2 separate regions of the Homo sapiens genome follow, and region 1 is linked to region 2. A link is a contact called in ENCODE Hi-C or POLR2A ChIA-PET data. All regions are on one chromosome and are shown on one strand. Each heading gives the region's core, a stretch centred on a gene start or an enhancer-like site at or near the end of the contact. The rest is flanking DNA. Distances are from core to core; before and after follow the strand shown.

Region 1 (3,237 bases), core at 96-2,595, 66 kb before region 2:
AGTGAGATGAGATTGTGCCATTGCATTCCAGCCTGGGCAATAAGAGCAAAACTCCGTCTCAGAAAAAAAGAAAAAGAAAGATAGGAAAAAAAAAAAAAAAAAAGACTGATCATGTAACTACAGGACAGTTCCAAACTCTGCCTAAGTAACTCATTAAAGTTCCCTAAACAAAAAATGAACGAACTTTAAAAACATGAGAATGAAAAGGCATACAAGAAAGTTTCCTTTGTGTTCACAGGTCTCTCATTTATCTGGAGACAAAACTGTATGACATCTACAGACTGTGACAGCAATTTCTTAGTACAGTTGGCCCTCTGTATCTATGGGTTCCGCATCTATGAATTCAACCAGCCGTGGATTTAAAACATTCAGGAAAAAAAAAAGCACCTGTACTAAACATATACAGACGTTTTTTCCTTGTCATTATTCCCTAAACAATATAGCATTAACTACCTAAATACCATTTACAATGTATTAGGTAATCTAGAGATGAGTTCGAGTATACAGGAGAATGTGCATAGGTTATATGTAAATAGTACCCCATTTTACACAAGAGACTCAAGCATCCTCAAATTTTGGTATCTGCAAGGAGTCTTGGAACCAACACCTCATGGATACCAAAGGACAAGTATATACTATCCATAACCAAGTTTTACTGCAAAAGAAAAAAAAAAGGATAACTATATACTACCTATAGCCAAGTTACTACCAAAAAATATATACTTTAAGTCAGGTGCTCTAAGAAATTAGTGTTAATACAATTTTATTAACCCATGCTTCCATCTTAAGTATTCCCTCATTTGACTTTAATGTTAAATGAAAATTTAGTTTCAAACTACTTTAAAGGACAATGTCTTTCAAAGGGGCACCTGCCTTATAAATGCTTCCGGAATAACATTCAGTAAAAGGATGTGGTTTAGAACAGATGAAATACCACTGTACTGCTGCTTTTGTACACGTTCAGATCAGAAAACTCCTATTAAAAACATGCCAAAATAAATAAATATTATGTCTATGGAAGCTTTTAAGTTAGCCATTCCAACTTTATAACATTCTAAAAAGAACATATCTCTTATGAAAGGTTGCTATAAAGAGCCCAGAACCTTTTCTCCCTCTACAAACCCCTTAACCTTGATGCCTAACTGTATTATCTCACTGTATTTCACTTCAGAAATATTTACTGGACAATGAGTGCACAGAGTAAGTATGCTAAGTAGTTTTAATACACTGTCATTAATCACCACAGCAAACTGATACAATCAGTATTAATATCACCATTTTTAACTGAAGAAACTAAGGCTTCAAAGGTTTAAGTACGCTGGGTGCTGTGGCTCACACCTGTAATTGCAGCACTTTCAGAGGCCAAGGTAGACGAATCACTTGAGCCCAGGAGTTGGAGGCCAGCCTGGGCAACATGGCAAAATCCTGTCTCTACAAAAAATTCAAAAATTAACCAGCCATGGTGGCATGCACCTATAGTTCCAGCTACGTAAGGAGCTGAAGAGTTATCAGGCCACTGTACTCCAGCCTAGGTGACAGAGCAAGACCCTGTCTCAAAAAAGTTAAGTAATGTGCCCTAGATTACAGCTGGAAAAGACAATTCCCTCCTTTTATAATTTCTATTATGTAAAATTTCAAACATACATTAAAGAAGAGAACAAACCCCTTAAACCCATCATGTAGCTAAAATCATCAACTCATGGCCACTTGTCCACGGCCACAATATCCATATTCTCACCCATTCCTGTTTCCTTGCTTAAGTATTTTGAAGCAAAAAACTTTTGTCTGTAAATATTTCGGTGTATACCTCTAAAAATTTATGTAAATATTTCAGTGTATACCTGAAAAAATATTTTCATCCATAAATATTTAAGTAAATATCTCTAAAACATAAGAACTTCAGCAGGCGCAGTGGCTCACACCTATAATCTCAACACTTTGGGAGGCCGAGGTGGGCAGATCACTTGAGGTCAGGAGTTCAAGACCAGCCTGACCAACGTGGTGAAAAACCATCTCTACTAAAAATACAAAAATTAGCCAGTTGTGGTGGCAGGTGCCTGTAATCCCAGCTACTTGGGAGGCTGAGGCAGGAGAATCCCTTGAACTCAAGAGGCAGAGGTTGCAGTGAGCTGAGATCAGGCCACTGCACTCCAACCTGGGCAACAGAGTGAGACTCCCTCTCAAAAAAAGAAAAAAAAAAAAGCTCAGGCATGGTGGCTCAAGCCTGCACTTTGGGAGGCCAAGGCAGAAGGATCACCTCAAGACCAGCCTGGCCAACATGATGAAACCCCATCTCTACTAAAAATACAGAAATTAGCCGGGCATAGTGCCACACGCCTCTAATCCCAGCTACTCTGGAGGCTGAGGCACAAGAATCGCCTGAACCCAGGAAGCGGAGGTTGCGGTGAGCAAGCCTGCACCACTGCACTCCAGCTTGGGCCACAGAGCAGGACCGTGTTTCAAAAAAAAAGAAAAGACAAGAACTCAAAGCTGTACTCTATCATTCTCATTAAGCTATACTTTCTTATAGAATAAATAAAACCCAAGGTACCCTCTGATCTCAAACTACTTAATAAAAGGTAACATTTCAGAACTTTCAAATGCATATGACAAGGGATAGCTCTACTGGATGCAGCCAACTTAATCATCCCTCTTTCTTGAAACTGCTGGTTTCCTTACCCCTATATTAAATTGGTTTCCCTCCCTCCACGCCACCTGCTTCTGGTTTCCATTTCTGGCTCCTCATTTTCCTTCCACTGAGCCATCTGCTCTTCTCACATATACCCTCTCTCTAGATAGCTCGTTCATTATTATGACTTCATCGTATCACCTCTGGCCTAGACTCTGTAATTTGAATTGTGTTCTCTAATCCAAGCTACTGTTCCTCAACATTTCTACTTAAATATCTTGCTATCACCTCAAATTGAATATGCATCAATCTCCAAAAATTGAATATGCATCATCTCCAAAAATCCAGCTCTTCTATCCTCTTTACCAATCTATTAATTATAATTGTAAATCATTATCTTCCAATTCACCCAGGCTCCCCTTAAGTCACACATCAATTTGTGTTGGTTTTTCTCTTGAAATGTCTCTCATCCATCCTTTTCTGTTCCATTTACACTGACATCACTAAAACTCAAGCCTTCAGCAACTCACCTAAATTATCATAAGAGCCCTTGGTTAAAATTCAACTATCTCCATTTCAGTCGGTTCTATATAATAGATTCCCTCCAA
Region 2 (3,268 bases), core at 37-2,536:
AGCCATGGAGATGGGCTATTTTTGGCAAAGGTGCAGAGTAGAAGGGCAACGCAGGCCGCGGCCCAGGAAGTCAGTCGACGAGGGCGCGCGAGGCACTTCAGCACCACGGACATAGGCAAGCCTGAGCCAAGTCCTTTCCCGCGGAGGAAGATCGCTCCTCCGGAGCTACCCCCAGCCCTCTGGACCTACCCCCAGCCCTCTGGACCCACCCCCAGCACTCTGGACGTGGGGGGTTACTATCTCCAGGTCCTCGATCAACACTCGGACCCGAGCTTTCCGCCTCGCTCCTCGCGGAGCCGGGTGAAAGAAAACCTGGCCCGAGATGCAGGTCCGCGCTGAGCCTTCATCCGCCGCAACACGAGTCTCTTTCCTGCCGGCCCGCGCGACCCTTCTTCCCTCTCCTCCTCTCAAATGAGGCCAAATGGGTGCACGTGGCGTAGAAATTCTACAGCGCCCAGAGCACTGTGAGGAAAGATTCGCCTTTTCCTCCCCGTGGCTGCTGGAGGCTGTGCGGACTTGCCCTGAGCCTTCTCCGCCACTCTCGGCCGTGACGAGGCCCTTCCTCCACTAACCCTTGCCCTCGTCTTCCCTTGGGAAAAGATGTCTACAAACCGTCGATGTACCACGAAAATCTCAGCGCCCACAGACTGGCGTTCAAGAGTCATGGACATGAGACAAGAGAGTAATGGAAAATACAAATTCTTGGCCATATTTCTAAAATCATCCAGCCTTTTTTAAAACTTGTATTTGAAATTGATCCCATATGACGCCACAGTGACTCACCCCTTGCTTGGGTTGGCTACTGGGCGAGAGGAAAGCAACAGCCCCTGGCCTTCATCATGGACGCTGCAGGAGGGCCCAGACACGCGACAGCGGAAAGAAACGGGAAACCGGGCCGTAGCCGATGCTGGCCCTCCCGTCCCCGTGTCCCGGTTCTCCAGGAGGGCAGCACAGAGAAATGCGGGCCCCGCGGCCTTTCAGGCGTCGTGCAGAGCACCCCGAAGTCTGCAAAGCGGGCGGGGCGCGTCGCCCCCAGCCCGGCCCTTACCCAAAAAGACTGTTGTGCCCCTTAGGTGTGGCGGCTAAACGCGGGTGTGTGGAGTTCGGGGTCCGCTCTCATTCCCTTGTCGGGCGGCCGGGCAGGCAGGATCAAGGTCCCAGTCCGCCGCCGCCGACCGGCTCCCGGGGCCCGGTTACCTGCGTGTCGTGGCGAGGAAGGTGCCCCGGAGGCGACTGACGCGGGCGTGCCCTCGCCTGGGAAAATCGAGGCGGGCGCTGCCCGGAGTACTGCGGAGGGAGAGGGGCGCCGCCGCGCGGACTCTGCGCCTGCGCTCTCCGCCCTCCGCCGCCCCCACCCCACAACCTGACTGGCGCCGGAGTTGGAGACTGCGGGGGACGCTCAGGGTTGTGCCTGAACTGAAGGACTTCCTCTACCCGCGAGGTGGGAGGGTCCACGGGAAAGCGCCCGCCCGGGCCCCTCTAGCTTACGCCCTTGGAGGGCGCTTGTTTGAAGCAATTGCCTGTCTGCCAGGGCTACGTAGTCCGCTGCAAGTGGGCACGGAGGCAGTTTCTGTCCATTTCCACCCATTGTTTGCGCTTAAAAGTCGCAAGTCTATTCCTTCATGTTTAAATATGTGTCCAGCATCGGAAAATCGTGGTCCGGAAAAGTCTTCGGGCATCCCCGAGTCCACCCGCCATTTTACTGATAAGGTCTCTGAGGGAAGGGTCTTGACACTGCACAGCTGGTTCTTCTACCCAAGTGCATATGCCCCAGTCCCAAGTGGAATGAATATAGCCTCTTGGAAACAGACTGGTCATTAAAAGCAGTGGATTTGATGGGTCCAGGGGACAGGCAAGAAAGGGTAAGGGCTGAACCAAGGTGCTGGCTGTGGGAAAAAACAGGAGGTGCTTGCTGGTTTTTCCTCTGTCCCTTCAGACCCACTCTCCACTCTGCTCTGTGACTCAGGACTGACCTTTATGGGCTACGTCAACTATAATCTGGCTTTCAATTGGTTTTGGCAAGTGGGAGGCACCTGCAGATCAGAAGGCAGGATGTGATTCAGGACCTCCCCTGCATCCCCAGCGGGCCACCCTGTTAGCAGTGGCTATGTTCTTCATCTGAAAGCCATTACTCCCATCCTGTGGCCCTCTCCTGCAGTTTTCTCCAGGTTCTGGTTACCACTAACTACCCTTGCCCCTTCAGGCCTGGAGTGGGTAATGACGCCCAGAGGTTTCCTTTAACCCCATCCACACCTTTTTAAATAGTCCCTTCATTAAACTCTCCTCAACTATCCCATCTTTTCCCCACCTTTCCAGGACGCTATAATAGATTTTAGTCCATTGCGGTTGGCAAAATTCATGAGGACAAAAATATATGTAAAAGAAATACGGGGCTTTTAAAAGGCGAGAAGTCTTCCAGAGCCATCTTGACAGTTCCCTGGGCTCCAGGCAGCCAGCATGCTAGGTGGTCTCCCCACTGGGCCCCATAGCCCGAGGGTGCTAGTTTAGGTAGACCCAAGAATGGAATTCAGACTGCTCATAAACAGTGTGATCACCAAAGGGCTGGGGATCATTTCAGAGTCCAGCATAACAGGATTTTGGATTCCTCTTGAGGTAGAGAGACAATCTAGATCTTTATAGAGCAAGTGCTGGTGCTCTCCCAACTACAGCTGGGCTGCTTTTGAATGAGTCAATATTCTTAGGACACTTAAGAGAGTCCTGGAAACAGTGTCTGACAAGTGTGCTTAACAAGAAACTGCTGAGTGAGGCAATTGTCAATTGAGAGCCTCTGGCTGTTTCTGTAGAAAATCCAAGAATGTTCCCAAAGAGGGGGAAAAAGGCAAGAGGGTAGGAAGTCATTAAATTGCCTCTAGCACACTATGGTGTGCTTGGTCTGAATCCAAAATTTGACCATTTCTCGGGCTTGTAAAAACAACCAAACTGATTTGACTACTTTGATTCCTTCCCCATCCCCTTGAAAAACAAAACAAAAACAAAATAAACAAAAAACCCACCAATGCAGTATCTTAGCAAGACTTACCCAAAGGGACCCCCAGCTGTAGCTATTTGCAAATAAAATTAATGTCCAAGCAAACACACTATTTGTACTGAATACAAATGAGACCAGAACAGAACATTTAACATGTAAATATTTCCAAACTTTCACCCTTCCAAAGAGAAAGGATCATTTGTTGTTCAGACATGCATTAATTGTGCTGATCTCAATAAGGAATAGAGGTAAAGAAGCAAAAGGAGCCTCAGAAGGCTC

Evidence for each region. A loop is a pair of places that touch in the nucleus more often than their neighbours do. ChIA-PET counts read pairs that join two places held with the same protein, here RNA polymerase II (POLR2A). Pooled maps may share reads with other maps.
Region 1: a loop to region 2 is called in a pooled map, with 2.2 times the contacts of the local background. The contact joins the enhancer-like site here to the promoter of SLC35G2 in region 2. A Hi-C loop is called at or near these places in 1 of 168 maps with a recorded cell type or tissue (endothelial cell of umbilical vein) and 9 of 50 pooled maps. POLR2A ChIA-PET finds 5 or more read pairs at or near these places in 2 of 52 experiments (BJ and WTC11).

The regions. Positions count from the first base shown.
Region 1 is chr3:136,883,684-136,886,920 of GRCh38, reverse strand. All of the region lies in intron 1 of NCK1 (NCK adaptor protein 1), which reads right to left. Among named protein-coding and RNA genes, the nearest start is that of NCK1, 23 kb to the right of the region's middle. Within about 2 kb of position 1,345, at least 4 of the 41 ENCODE cell types and tissues checked have a DNase peak (open chromatin) inside an H3K27ac peak, as active enhancers do.
Region 2 is chr3:136,817,144-136,820,411 of GRCh38, reverse strand. It overlaps SLC35G2 (solute carrier family 35 member G2), which reads right to left and starts at 1,286. Exons shown (of 2, transcript NM_025246.3): 1 at 784-1,286. RefSeq lists silencers at 89-138, 1,202-1,261.